3 separate regions of the Homo sapiens genome follow, and all the other regions are linked to region 2. A link is an interaction called in ENCODE POLR2A ChIA-PET data of the cell type or tissue named here. Cell type or tissue: PC-3. All regions are shown on one strand. Links, peaks and the distances in the headings refer to the core of each region. The heading gives the core; the rest is flanking DNA. Region 1 overlaps MECOM (MDS1 and EVI1 complex locus). Region 2 holds the start of ACTRT3 (actin related protein T3). Region 3 overlaps MECOM (MDS1 and EVI1 complex locus).

Region 1 (4,850 bases), core at 975-3,474, 600 kb after region 2:
ATGCTTTGGACCAGAGTGTTTCAGATTCTTTTGGATTTTGGAATATTTGCATATACATAATGAGATATCTTGGGGATGGGACCCAAATCTAAACACAAAATTTATTTGTTTTATATATACCTTATGCACATAACCTGAAGGTAATTTTATAGAATATTTTTAGTAATTTTGTGCATGAAACAAAGTTTGCAGGCATTGAATTGTCAGAAAGCAAAGGTATCACTGTTTTAGCCACCTATATAAGGACAATCTGTGGTGTCATATAGGCACTCAAAAATGTCATATTTTGGAGCATTTCAGACTTTATATTTTTGGATTAGGAATGCTCAACTTGTAGTATTTATTTCTTAAGACTATTGGGTGACTTAAATGCAATAATAGATGCAAAGCCATGAAAACATGCCTGATATGTTGTAAGTGCGGGCTTTTGTTATTCTCATGTTATATATGAGGAAAAAGACTTGTGAGTTGGGTAACTTGAAAATTGTAGAGCTAGAAACAGAAAGCAACAGAGGTGGGATTGGAACACAGTTCTGTCCAATTTCAGACTCTAGTATCTATTCTCTATACCAGATGGGTAAATACCCACCCCGATTGACAAAAAAGGCAATCAATAGGTACCAGATGAGACAGAGTCTGATTTTAAAAGCCTGAGTTTTAAGAAGTTGTCTTCATGTCTGCTTTTCATGAATAAAGTTGTGCTTGATCTCTTATGTAATGAGTAGCAGTGGTCATTTGAGTAATGTGGTAGATGGTGGCATAAATCCCTAGGAAGCAGAATATTCTTCTGTTTAATTTTAAAATGCTGTGTGTCAGGTTCAGAAGAGAAGAAAGAAATGACCTCGTCTTATGCTAACAAGTTGCTTTCTCCTAACATACTTTCAGGTGGATGCTATTTTTCAGAATTTCCGATCCAATATCTTAGAGTGTGCAAGAAATCATGATTTAGCAATAAAATCCCTGCATTAACCTGATATGGATAAAATATGTCTTTAAACAATTGTCAATACTGAAGTATTTTGATATAACTGATGTTTGGGCATAAACTTGAGTCTAGATTTTTCTTTTTATAAAGAGGTTTTTACTCAAGATTTTTCTTGCATCACATTCTTTGCAATTATAATTTTTCTACCTGTCCTTGTAGTCCAGAGTAATTAGAAAGGAAACCTCTGTAGTTTTGATGTCATGCATTCATTCTTGTCCATTACATTAGTAATGTATCAGTGCCAGAAGGAAGTGCTTGGTGGTAGGATCATTGCCAATTTGTTCAAAATTTAGTTCCACTTTAATTATCTAATATAAGCCAGAGACAAAGGTCCCTAAGACATTTTTTTCTGGTCTTGGAAATACTAGAGTTTACTGGCAAAATGTATATACATGAATAGATACATTTAAAAATAATACGTAGACTTCCAATTGTGAAACTGTGGAAGCATACCAAAATGCCCATCACTGGGAGTTTGAAAATTTGCCATCATTTCTGGAGATGAAATCTTTAAAATGATAAGCATGAGTTAGCCTGGCAAGTCAAGGGTAGACAGGATATGCTGGGCAAAGAGACATTTGCCAAAGTAAAGGCTCATAAGCTAAAACTTTGGTTCAGGTAAATATTCAGGTGAATATGAGGACTTACAATCCCATTAGTACTTATAAAGTCCAAAGTATTACATAGAAAGTAACAGAGCATGAATGTGACATGGTGGTTGAGGCTACATGGAGTGCCTTAAATGTCCTGTGAAGTTCCTTGGCCTTCAGCCCGTCAGTGTAGGTAGTCACATACAGATAGTCATTCAAGGACTTTAAGCAGGGAATTAACGTGATTTGATTTTTACACAAGATAAAGTACTCTGGCTATATTTGGCAGAATGGATCGCACCTGAGCAAGTCTGGATGCAAGGAGCTGGGTGCTATAAAATGGGAGAAGACAAGCAATAGTGAGAAGCATTTGATACGAGAAATATTTTGGAAATGCAATCGACAAAGCTTGAGGATTGGCTGGATTTGGGATCTGAGAGAGTCATAGAGGCTAAGATAGTACAAGCCAGAGAAAGAGAGTGAACACAAAATGTTTTCAGAGTTGCCAGACTGAATTTAAGATGCCTCTGGGACAACAGGATAAACCAGTTTGGAGTTCAGAGGTGAGCTTGTGGTTAGAAGTATTGTCAGGGAATTACCAGCATTGGGGAGAGAGGGAGGATTAAAGCTTTGAGAGTTGTTGGAAGAGAGCCTAGTGGGCATGTTAAAGGGAGAATAGGCTGAGGATAAAATCTTGGAGGAAATTCAGCATTTCCTCAGCTAGCAGAGAAAATGATCCCAGGAGAGCATCCTGAAAAATAATCCAGAGAAGTAGAAAATGAACCAGGAGAGGGTGGGTCATAAATGCCAAACAAGGAGATCATTTCAAGAAGGAGGAAGTGGTTGTTAGTATCAAATGCTGTAATTTTCATAAATATTTTATATTTGTTCTTAAGCTCATTTTTTATTGCATTTATTGGTGATAGAAATAGGTATTACATGAATGGGGCCAAAATGAAAATAATACATCCTTTTCTTAGAGTAAACTATGGAAAAATCACATTTTGTGTAAATATAATAATTATAATAACAATCCTTTAACTGGTAGTTATATAGTATGTAGGGTTTATAAAGTGTCCTCATTTCCAGTGTCATTTGATTTTCACGAGAATCCAATAAGACAAGCATTGGGACCTTATTTTTCTCCTTTTTTCAATTGTAGAAGCTGATGCACATTGAAGCCAAGCAACTTGTCAGGGCTTGCTGCCGGTTAGCTGTAGAGCTTGCACAGCACAGTATTATGTCCTTAGCCCCCTGACCCACTGAGGGTTCATGATACCATGTTAGAAATCCAAACATGACTAATTGTCCTTTAGCCTAAGGACACAAAATCTTCACATCCATTCCTCAGGTTTATTCTTTCCTCTTAGTCATTATCATTCAAAATCTTCAGTTTCATAAAGTTGCAATAGTCAAAATATCAATTACTATTTTATCTAATCTCTTGTGTTCCATTTTTCCTATGTATGGGTAAAATTACAGCTGTGATTTGTTTCTTCTGAGATTAAGTTTATTGGGGGATAATTTTTATATGGATAGGCCTTTAATTTTATATATGTATACACACACACACACACACACACACACACACACACACATACAAGGGTACCTGCGGAAGTAAATGAAGTGAAAACCTGTGATACAGTGGAAAGTAAGAAAAGACATTGACATTTGTCAGTATTTTGTATAACATTGGGAGATAATATCCTGAATAAAATAAATAATAAACTGTAAAAAAACAAGAAAAAGTTAAATCCATGTTTATTGGAGATAGCATGATTATATTACTTGATACAAACATCTACCATCCAGTTCTTACACATGAATTACATTTTTCTTTCAGATCGAATCATGGGAAGATTTTTTTTTTTTGGTATTTTTTCATATATCACTCTTAGTAAAAATTTATAGTATCCAGAACAAAGGGAGAATTTCTATTCTTTTTATTCCTCAGTTCTTTCTACATCAGTATTGCCTGTTTCATACAGATTTCACAGGAGTTTCTCTGTCTTATGGTCTACTTTGGATAGAACCCATTGAATGTTGGTTTAATTTCCTATTGCTCATTCTGGAATGACCTGGCATTCCTTTAGTATCTATGTTTCCTCTCTTGGGAGCTTTCTATTTTGTTAGAGTCAGTTCTCTGTCTTCCCTTGAGAAAAGTAAGGCCAAAAGTTTTCCCCTGCCCTGCCCCTTCATCTGTATTTTAATAGTTTGCTCTTCTAGGCCAGTTTTCCTGTTTCTCTTTGTGGTCTTTCCCATTTTACAATAGTTGAGGAATAGCTTCTTATCCTTGTTATTATATATTTTCATCATTGCCTTCCTTTGGAAGTAATATAAAATAAGTGCTTGACAAATGATTATCAAATGATTTATTCCAATAATTATTTATTTCATTTATAATTATTTTCATTTTTTGGATAAATTTCTAAATACCATTTTAAGGTCATTTTTTACTACTCTTTTTAAAGGATTACAATAGCTATGGTATAAATGTTAAAGAGCTTTATAACTCTGTCATAAAACAATATTTCTAATTTATTTTCTCAAATATGTATTGGATACCTACTATGTACAAATCACTGGATAAGACATGAAGAGAGACATAACGCCAAGGGTCCTGTCTTTAACAAGAATAAAGGTTAATAGAGAGTCCAGAGTGGATGAAAATCTGGCAGCCTACCTTGAGTTACTGGTTCTTATTAATAGGTTTATTCATGAGAACCAAAGCAATTCAATTCATTCTCATATATTCAGTAAATGTTCCTAACTAATAGAAAAGGACAATAGCATCTTACAACATATTTTTCTTCTAAACCTTCATTATTGTTTCTTTGCCACAAAAGGTATTTTCTGATAGAAAATTAGTATGTATAACATTAAATTATGCATGTGTATACTTAGAGAAGAGAAATATTCTTAAAATAATGCTAATAATTTATAAGCATACAGTGACATAAAAAAGAAATTCCAGGAGTACCTTTGAAATCTTCCTATTAATTTAGCAACATTGAAAGCAGAATATCCATTTTGGGGTTTTATCATATCTATATGGAAGGCTGTTCTGTAATGTATAAATGAAACACTGCCCAGTGGATTTAGAATTTAGAATTCAAAATTGAGAATCAAATTGTCTATGGTGTGAAAAAGGACATTATGGGTAGAACCTCAAAACCATCAATAAGTTCACTTTTAAATGGGTTAATAGAATTCCTTTTCGGCTGTTGAGTTCAACAGTGTCAAGGGGAAAAGCTCCCCAGCTGATATTTTTATTT
Region 2 (4,850 bases), core at 983-3,482:
ATAAATATAAATTTTTATTTATGATATCTAAATATAAATTTTTATTTATGATATCTAAATATAAATTTTTATTTATGATATCTAAATATAAATTTTTATTTATGATATCTAAATATAAATTTTTATTTATGATATCTAAATATAAATTTTTATATATGATATCTAAATATAAATTTTTATATATGATATCTAAATATAAATTTTTATATATGATATCTAAATATAAATTTTTATATATGATATCTAAATATAAATTTTTATATATGATATCTAAATATAAATTTTTATATATGATATATAAATATAAATTTTTATATATGATATATAAATATAAATTTTTATATATTTATGATATATAAATATAAATTTTTATATATTTATGATATATAAATATAAATTTTTATATATTTATATTTATGATATATAAATATAAATTTTTATATATTTATATTTATGATATATAAATATAAATTTTTATATATTTATATTTATGATATATAAATATAAATTTTTATATATTTATATTTATACATATAATAAATATAAATATAAATTTTTATATATTTATATTTATACATATAATAAATATAAATATATATATTTCGATTTATATCCTTGCTTAAATATATAAATATATATTTTATAAATATATAAATATATTTATATAATATAACATATATTTATATAAATTATATAAATTTATATATTTTTTAATATTTTATATTTAAATTTATATATATTTATATAAATATATATAAATTTATATTTATTTACATATTTAAGCTAGGAACTACTATTTTGTTTTAATTGCGTACATTTTGCTTGGAAATCACAGGAAGAAACACAACAAAGCATTGCCCAAGGTACAGAAACAATAATAAACGTACTTAAAACTCATTTAAATTCCAGCATTTTTCTCCTTATTTTAGAAGTTTAACATTTCAGAAGCAGACACTGCCTCCCTTCCTGCAACAACTTTCTCCTCTTAAGTCTCATTTTTCCCCAGTTTCAAGGGCGAATTCTAGAACTCCCCGGAACCGCCACCAGTTAACCAGAATTCCGTGGCTTTGGAAAATAAAACTGCTGTTATAGCTCTTCTGGGTATTTGAGAAATGCACTTGTGAAGGGTTAGAGTTGAATCTTTTGATGCGAAAGTCGGGTTTTCCTGATACTGGGATTCCGGGATTCCAGGTGTTGGGGTGGCCCAATTCCTGCGAGAAGCAATAGCGGGCGGTAACATGAGGAGCACGGTGCGTCCAGCGAGTCCTTCCGCCTGGGGCCCTGCCGACCCCCTGCCTGCGCCCCCAGGACTCTGGCCTCACCCGGCCGTGCCGGGGCCTCTGTGACGCGGCGTTCCAGGCACTCGGCCCCGGCCGAGCCCGTAGCTAGAGCGGCTCAGAGACAGGAGGCGGCGGCAGCAGCGGCGGCATGAACCACTGCCAGCTACCGGTGGTGATCGACAACGGCTCGGGAATGATCAAGGCGGGCGTGGCTGGGTGCCGGGAGCCCCAGTTTATCTACCCGAACATTATCGGCCGCGCCAAGGGCCAGAGCCGCGCGGCCCAGGGCGGGCTAGAACTCTGCGTGGGCGACCAAGCTCAGGACTGGAGGAGCTCGCTGTTCATCAGGTACCTCCTTCTCCCAGCAGGCTGCTGGGGCTGGGGAGGGTGGGTGGGGTGGGGGTGGGGTAGGGTGGGGCTGGGGAGGTTGGGGGGTGGGGCTGGGGTGGCTGGGGGTGGGGGGACTGGGGGTGTTGTCGGGGGGCAGGAAAGGACCCCAAAGGAGGTGCGCAATGGGGACAGAAAGAATAAGAAAGCCGGGAGCTGGAAAGCCCCATCCAGCTGGAATTACTACAAACGCACGGGCCACAAATCTCCAAGGGTACCACACATCTAAAAACTGAACATTTTGCTCTCTGTGGCTATACAAATGTATTAAAACGTATAAAGTTATCGAACGAATTCATTTAAGAATATTAACTCATGGTCCCTTTTGTCACTTGGGTTATTCTCTTCAATTGACATTTAAACTATACTATAATGTGGACATTTCCCAATTTTTTAAAAGTCACAAGGTTCCAAAGGACAGAGAAAATGGAAAGCAACAAAAATCGCAGAGGTAGGCCGGGCGCGGTGGCTCACGCCTGTAATCCTAGCACTTTGGGAGGCCGAGCAGGGCGGATCACGAGGTCAGGAGTTCGAGACCATCGTGGCTAACACGGTGAAACCCCGTCTCTACTAAAAATACAAAAAAATTAGCCGGGCGTGGTGGCGCGCGCCTGTAGTCCCAGCTACTCAGGAGACTGAGGCAGGAGAATGGCGTGAACCCGGGAGGCGGAGCTTGCAGTGAGCTGAGATCGCGCCACTGCACTCCAGCCTGGGTGACAGAGCGAGACTCTGTCTCCAAAAAAAAAAAAAAAAATTGCAGAGGTAAGTAGCTGTGCTATTTTTGGCTGACACTTACCTGCTGTGAGAGGCTGTGGCAGTTATTGCCCATAAAGGGATATTGGTAATAAACGCGGGGAATTAACTGAGGGTCGAAGACAATAGAAACTAGAAAAATAAAAAGCTGTCATTGATCTTATTGCTTTCCTTACAGTTACCCAGTGGAGCGTGGTCTCATTACTTCATGGGAGGACATGGAGATCATGTGGAAGCATATCTATGACTATAACCTAAAGCTGAAGCCGTGTGATGGCCCAGTCTTGATTACTGAGCCAGCGCTGAACCCACTGGCCAACCGGCAACAGATCACGGAAATGTTTTTTGAGCATCTGGGTGTTCCTGCCTTCTATATGTCCATCCAGGCTGTGCTGGCTCTCTTTGCTGCTGGCTTCACTACTGGCCTTGTGCTGAATTCAGGTGCTGGGGTTACCCAGAGTGTGCCCATCTTTGAGGGTTACTGTCTGCCTCATGGTGTGCAGCAACTGGATCTGGCAGGCCTTGACCTCACCAACTACCTCATGGTGCTAATGAAGAACCATGGTATCATGTTGCTCAGTGCTTCAGACAGAAAGATTGTTGAAGACATCAAGGAGAGCTTTTGTTATGTGGCAATGAACTACGAAGAGGAAATGGCCAAGAAACCCGATTGTCTAGAGAAAGTTTACCAACTACCTGATGGGAAGGTCATCCAGCTCCATGACCAGCTCTTTTCTTGTCCAGAGGCCCTCTTCTCTCCGTGTCATATGAACCTTGAGGCCCCTGGCATTGATAAGATATGCTTCAGCAGCATAATGAAATGTGATACAGGCCTGAGGAATTCCTTCTTTTCCAATATTATCCTTGCCGGGGGATCAACCTCTTTCCCTGGTTTAGACAAGCGGTTAGTTAAGGATATAGCAAAGGTGGCTCCTGCCAACACCGCTGTGCAAGTTATAGCTCCTCCAGAAAGGAAAATATCAGTGTGGATGGGAGGTTCTATTCTTGCATCCTTGTCTGCCTTCCAGGACATGTGGATCACTGCTGCAGAATTTAAAGAAGTTGGACCCAACATAGTACACCAAAGATGCTTCTGAAATACAGATAAAATGGTTGGAAGAAAATGTTTTGAGTATATGTGACAGAAAACTTTGGATATTATATGTTTCTGGGAGAAGAGAAAATACTTCACCTATTGGGATGCCAATATTTCTGTTGTATTTCTATAATGGGTTTGGGGGATAATAATGGTGAAGCTCAAGAACAGATGTCTATTGAGTAGAACCAAGTTAAAATAATGTTTCCCATAGTGTTTCTTCTATAACTTGACGTTGGTGAGCTTATATTTCCCTTGGAAGAGAGCATTTGTGGTACAATATGCTATGTGCCAAATGAGTGATAAGATTTAAGCTTATTGAAGTTTAGGGAAAGAAGGTTGCTGTGGTGAGGAACGAGACTCCATAGCAGAGGTATGCCATCATGGAAGGGGTGGCATTGGGATGGAGCGCAGATATCCAGGCAAGCATACTAAAATGAACAAGTTGCTAAAGATGAGAATGAACAAAGCATATTCAGGGCATGTTTAATAGACTGATTTTGTTTTTAAAATTTTTGTTTATGTATGTATTTATTCATTTATTTAGTTTTAGAGGCAGAGTCTTGCCCTGTGTCCCAGGCTGGAGTGCAGTAGTGCAATCATAGCTCACTGCAGCCTCCAACTCCTGGGCTCTGCCCTCAGCCTCCCAAGTAACTGAATCCACAGGTATGCACCACCACGCCTAAGTTTAGACTGATTTTGTTCAAGTCAAGAGCTCATATAGAGCAGAACAAGCGCTATGACTAGCAAGGTTAAGTGAAGGCCAGGGACTGAAAGGCTTAAAGTGCTAAATATCCAATATGCAAAGGAGAGAAATTAAAGATTTAAAAGCAGGAGCCATAAGGAAACTATGTTATGATGAATGTGATAGTTTGGAGAATAAATTGAATGAGGAAGGCCCTGGAGATTTGGTGATCAGTTAGAAAGTTACTAGTCCACATATAAAGTGCCAAGTCTTGTACTCAAGATTATAAGCAATAGGAATTTAAAAAAAGAAATTATGAAAACTGACAAGATTTAGTGCCTACTTAGATATGAAGGGGAAAGAAGGGTTTGAGATAATGTGGGATGCTAAGAGAATGGTGGTAGTGTTGACATATAACTCAAAGCATTTAGCATCTACTCTATGTAAGGTACTGTGCTAAGTGCAATAGTGCTAAAAACAGGAGTCAGATTCTGTCCGTAAAAAACTTTACAACCTGGCAGATGCTATGAAAGAAAAAGGGGATGGGAGAGAGAGAAGGAGGGAGAGAGATGGAGAGGGAGATATTTTACTTTTCTTTCAGATCGAGGACCGACAGCGACAACTCCACGGAGTTTATCTAACTGAATAC
Region 3 (4,850 bases), core at 1,164-3,663, 420 kb after region 2:
TTGGTAGAAGATTACTTTGCAATCCTAGTTTCCACAAATTAACCTCTGTTTATACATTCACTTTTGAAAACCAAAGGTGAAAGGAAAACATGAGCCACACTTGTTGTGTTCAATTTATATTGTCACCAAGGACATTAACATACAATGAGAAACTGTTCTGTGATTTTGCAAAATGAAAAGTCAAGACAGTTTGAAGATAGCATCTAGCCCAGTGTTTTTGTAAAACACAGAACTAAACAATCAAACAAAATTATGCATATGGAGGAAATGATTTAGAATATGTTTCGCTGCTAATCGCACTCATGCTGAAGTTTTAAATTTCATCTGTCTGCTCAGATCTATTGTGAGCCATTAAGTGGCTTCCTTTTTTCCCGACAAATTGAATGCTGCAACTGCAAGGAGCTCTTTTGTTCTTTTAATTCAGTCAGCATGGAAATGATTTTCTCATTTCAGGCCCTTTTCTGTCCTCTCTTCATTGTGTCAATAAAATAGAGTTGTGCAGAGCTGCTCTAATCAGCTTAGAGTGCTAATTCATTGCGCCGGGATGCTATCTGTGTTTGGCTACAGGTGGGCACTCTAAGGGGTCAGTCTCCAGGGGAGTGTAATTGTGTGTCTCCTGGGGCTTGTTTGCAGAATGACCTAAAGCTGAAGCCCCAGCTCAGGAAGGGGGGGAAAAACTGAACAAACATATGCCCATGCAAACATATACAGCTGTATTTTCATGGCATCCATTTACTTGGTTCGGCATCCTGAGGTTCTAGCAACATTCCTTGCATTTTACCTGTCCTCAGCGTTCTATGATTAGCCATAAAACACGAATTCTTTTAAACTTTGCACACATTTTCTAAAGGTACAAGCTTTTTGGTATTTCCAAGATACAAGTTAAAGGTTAGGCTAGGATTTAACCTATGGGTAATACGACCAAACTAAACTTAAAAAGAGAAATAGAAACTGCCAATTTTGAAAAATATATCATTTTGTGTCCTATGAAAGTAGCTTAATACATAAATATGGAAATATTATGAACTAGTAAATTAAGCTTTATGGGGACTGAGGAATTTCTGGCAACTTTGGAAGAGATATAATGATTAGTTTTTTGGAATAAAGAGAAAAACTGTAGGCATTAGGTTTTTGAGATTTAACATGTTCTTGGGTAGCCTAGGGGAATGGCAGATCTTTCTGGGATTATTGTTAGTGTGAGTCAAAAATATGCTGTGAATATGAACTTATTTACTGGGGTTTGAGATTTTTGGTGTTAGGATTAAAAATGCTATAACATCTTGTTTTTATTGTTTTCTAACAATATTTTAATTTTTTACTTTGATTTACATTGAGATTAATTCCACTCTCAATGGAAAATCTTCAGGACTTTATAACTCACGTTGTTATGTAATAACTATAAGCAGGTTTGTGAAGTAGAAAGAAAAGAAGCAATAAAAGATTTCAGCTATGCGAATCTACTGGTTAGCTATGGAGGGACTGAATAAATATTCTTTGATTTACTTAAGAAACTTGAGACTTGCCTATATATTAGGAAAAAAAGTGTATTCTGCTTATCAACAAAAGAACTGGGGGGAAATGTCATACTATTTAAATGATTTGAGAAGAAATTTATAGTTATGTTGTGATGAATTCAACTAGCTTCACAACATGTCAGTTTACAGTTTGTATTGTTATATATGAAGCTTTGTATAAAGACAGTAATTGGCTTGTGGAAATGCAAGTTCTTAAAAGATACCTAAGAAAAAAATAAGGTTATCTTCATGATTAGAAGATAGTATTTTATTTTAATTTTAAAATTATTTCCCTCTCTAATGTTTTGGCTACATACCAGCTGGTTTGGTTGATGTTATAACACTACTGCCTTTTGGAAAAGATTCTGAATTTTACTTAGCTATTTACATTACTTATTTAGGGTTAACTTGGAGTAGCATCAGGAGATGAAGGCAAAAATATGGCAACTTGTATAAAACCGATCTTTTTTTATTGTCCTCCATTTGGAAACATTTTTATGTGGGGCTCCAAGATAGTCAGAATTTAAATTCCTCAGTCTCAATTAGAGTGAGTTCTCCATTTTAATTGTTATTAATAATTAATGATTTTTGGTATAAATGATTTTATTTCTAAGCAAAAATAGTATTAACATTATTTTCCAAAATTGATGAAGTAGTTGATTCACTTAATTTTGTGTTTTAAAGTGCTTTCTTCTTAATTCCCGACTCATTATCCTATGATTTTCTTTCTTTCCAGATAACTGAGTTGGAGGCAATTTTAGCATTAGCTATCTCTTATAAACAGCCAAATCCTTTGGCCATGCTTAGGCTTATGTAGCATGAATTATTCAATGAGAAGGAAAAAAGCAGTGTTTTAGCAACTTGTTTTGGTGATTTTTATTTTTATGAAAATAAATTGTAGCCTCGTGGGATAAATCAACAATGTAACTTCCCTTTTGGGGAGAGGCTCTAAGTCACATCAGCATAGTTTTGGTCCAGACAGCAAAGCTCTAACCCTCATTCAGCTCAAATGGGCCACCAAAGAGAGCAGAGAGAGATAAGATTGTGTACTTGAGAGGGACATTTTTAATCAAGAAATTGTCATCTCTTCTTAGGTCATCTATTTCCCTAATTCTTTTCTGCGTTGAATAGCTTCGTTGCAAGAAAAATGTTGGTGAAATGATTTGGTCCTGAGTCCTATTGCAGAATGCTCTGAGTATGGGCTCAAATGCCTATTGGACAAAATGAAGTTGGTTTGTCTTTACTGTTTATTATGATTGTCACTTCTAAGCTTTACTATGATGTTTATGATTATTTCACTCCCTGAATGAATAGGATATGAAATTAGACATTAAAAATTTTAGTGGTGGAATAAAATTGTTGGTTTGGTTTTTCTGCTACCACTAACTCTTAAGGCCATACTTTTCCCCCCAACAAGTTTCAGAAAAAAAATATTGCAAGGAATATTTATGTGCTTTGAGTTTTTACGTTAGACAACTCCACAGTTAAACTACCACATCAGAGTCAAGAAGATAATTTCATAGTAAAGTTAGCTAATTACTGAGATAGCTCCTTTAATATGTGACTCCCACTTGTAGATACCTAGCCCACATATGTCTTTTCTGGTGTGAGAGATTGTTTTTATAAAATTGTTAAAAATGACCGGTTTTAAGAAATTATTAACTTCCATTAATATATTTCTTTAAATCTAACTCAGTGATCTTCTATTAGAACTCAATTATTTTCTGCCTTACAGGAAAATCTACTTGTTTTAAATATTAGTAACTACGGCTATGTAAAATGAAATGTAAAAGAAACAAAACGTATCAGATTTGAATGATTCTCCTTTCCCTGTTTTAGCTAAAAAATAAAAATAAAAACATCACTTTTACTTAGTTCTGTAGTTGGCCTCCACAAAACAATTTCTAGAATAAATGCTTATCCTTCCTAAATAAGAGGTCATTGTTGCAGTTTTCCGTGAATCAAAGATGAATAGGGTCCATCTATTATCAATTCCTCAATCAGAGAAAAAAGGAAATTAAGTTCCTAATTAGGTGAATTTGGACTAAAGAGGTGGGGCATTGAAGGGATAAGGAAAATTGAGAGGTAGTTGATGCCATTTCAGACTAATGATAGGAGAGGAAATGAAGATGGGGGTGGTAGGAGTTGAGCTTGAAAGGTCAGTGACCTTATTAGGACAAGAGTAGTGGTAGATCTTCAAAAGCTTTTACCTGCAATAGGCTGACAAGGCGTCAGGTTCTGGGGATGGTCAAAGATTCAAACACTTGAGAAAGAGTGTGGTAAAAATAAGATTACATATTTTAATAAGGGATACATTTGAATATTATTAACAAAAGAAAAATGACCGTTATCAGCTTTGTAATTATAATTTTTGCTGAATCATTTTTCTATGTACTTTAAAACATTCATTTTAGGTATTAACTGGGTTTACTTTAATGTGGAATAGATAATGCTTCTTTTGAGGGTTAGACTTCACTGTTAGCATAATGAATAGTTCTCTTATATTAATACCTACTAGAAAGATACATAAATACATTACTGTGTAGATTTATCACCTTAGATACAAAATTGCAATTATTGACTAAAATATCTATCATATAGATATGCAATACTTTTTTATGTAGACAAAACTTTGATTTTTCCTTAATAATTAAATTATCCAGGTATTCATTGACAAAAATATGTTAAGATTTGATCTTTAGCCACAGTCCTTCAGAAGTTCTTCAGCAAAGGGATTGTCAGAATAAAGTGGGTACATCTATATTAAGAAACAAAAGATAATTTATATAAAAAAATCTTTTCATTAATGTGTTTTTCTAAATTTTTAAAATATAAACATTGTAAAGAATATAATGAATGAATAATTCTGGTGTTCAGGAATGTAAATCGGATTAGTTAGATGAGAAAATTATGAGATTTGGGGCAATTTTTAAGCTCTTTAGGTTATATGTGGGTTACTAGTACTATAATTTTATGAAACAACACTTTTTAACATTTAGTGTTCTTTATTGAGTAGCATGGGTGCTTCAGAGATGGCTTTGACCTGGATATTTTTATCCAGAAAACAAGAGATTTTTGTTTTATTATGAAAGACCCCCAGTAAATAAAATATTTCAGAGTCTTTCCACTTTAATTCTCTCTGTGGTAAATACACAGCCATAGACCTGTTATTACTTTACCATCCGATAGAGATATAACATGAGTCACATAAGTAATTGAAAATGTTGTAACAGCTGCATTTATAAAAAGTAAAAAAAAGGTATAATTTAAATAATATATCTAACCAGAGGATCCAAAATATTGTAATTTCTAAATGCAAAAACTAAATGACTGAAA

What was found. ChIA-PET counts read pairs that join two places held together with the same protein. Peaks named below come from ENCODE experiments on the same cell type or tissue, not always from the same donor. Only the 100,000 strongest peaks of a DNase experiment are listed, where the experiment ranks them.
Region 1: POLR2A ChIA-PET joins it to region 2 with 18 read pairs; 5 of 35 experiments call an interaction of 5 or more read pairs at or near these places.
Region 3: POLR2A ChIA-PET joins it to region 2 with 13 read pairs; 2 of 35 experiments call an interaction of 5 or more read pairs at or near these places.

The regions. Positions count from the first base shown.
Region 1 is chr3:169,170,731-169,175,580 of GRCh38, reverse strand. The region is part of intron 2 of MECOM (MDS1 and EVI1 complex locus); the gene reads left to right. Among named protein-coding and RNA genes, the nearest start is that of LINC01997, 170 kb to the right of the region's middle. In PC-3, for the core only: no CTCF peak of the experiment used is centred there; a DNase peak (open chromatin) is centred at 2,140; H3K4me3 peaks cover 535 bases; H3K27ac peaks cover 1,665 bases.
Region 2 is chr3:169,766,099-169,770,948 of GRCh38, reverse strand. It overlaps ACTRT3 (actin related protein T3), which reads left to right and starts at 1,388. Exons shown (of 2, transcript NM_032487.5): 1 at 1,388-1,628; 2 at 2,599-4,028. The coding sequence starts at 1,429. The coding sequence ends at 3,517. RefSeq lists cis regulatory regions at 1,236, 2,593, enhancers at 1,164-1,308, 1,400-1,659, 2,521-2,665 and a silencer at 1,250-1,319. In PC-3, for the core only: a CTCF peak has its summit at 1,324; no DNase peak of the experiment used is centred there; H3K4me3 peaks cover 678 bases; H3K27ac peaks cover 603 bases.
Region 3 is chr3:169,350,609-169,355,458 of GRCh38, reverse strand. All of the region lies in intron 2 of MECOM (MDS1 and EVI1 complex locus), which reads left to right. Among named protein-coding and RNA genes, the nearest start is that of MECOM-AS1, 95 kb to the left of the region's middle. In PC-3, for the core only: no CTCF peak of the experiment used is centred there; no DNase peak of the experiment used is centred there.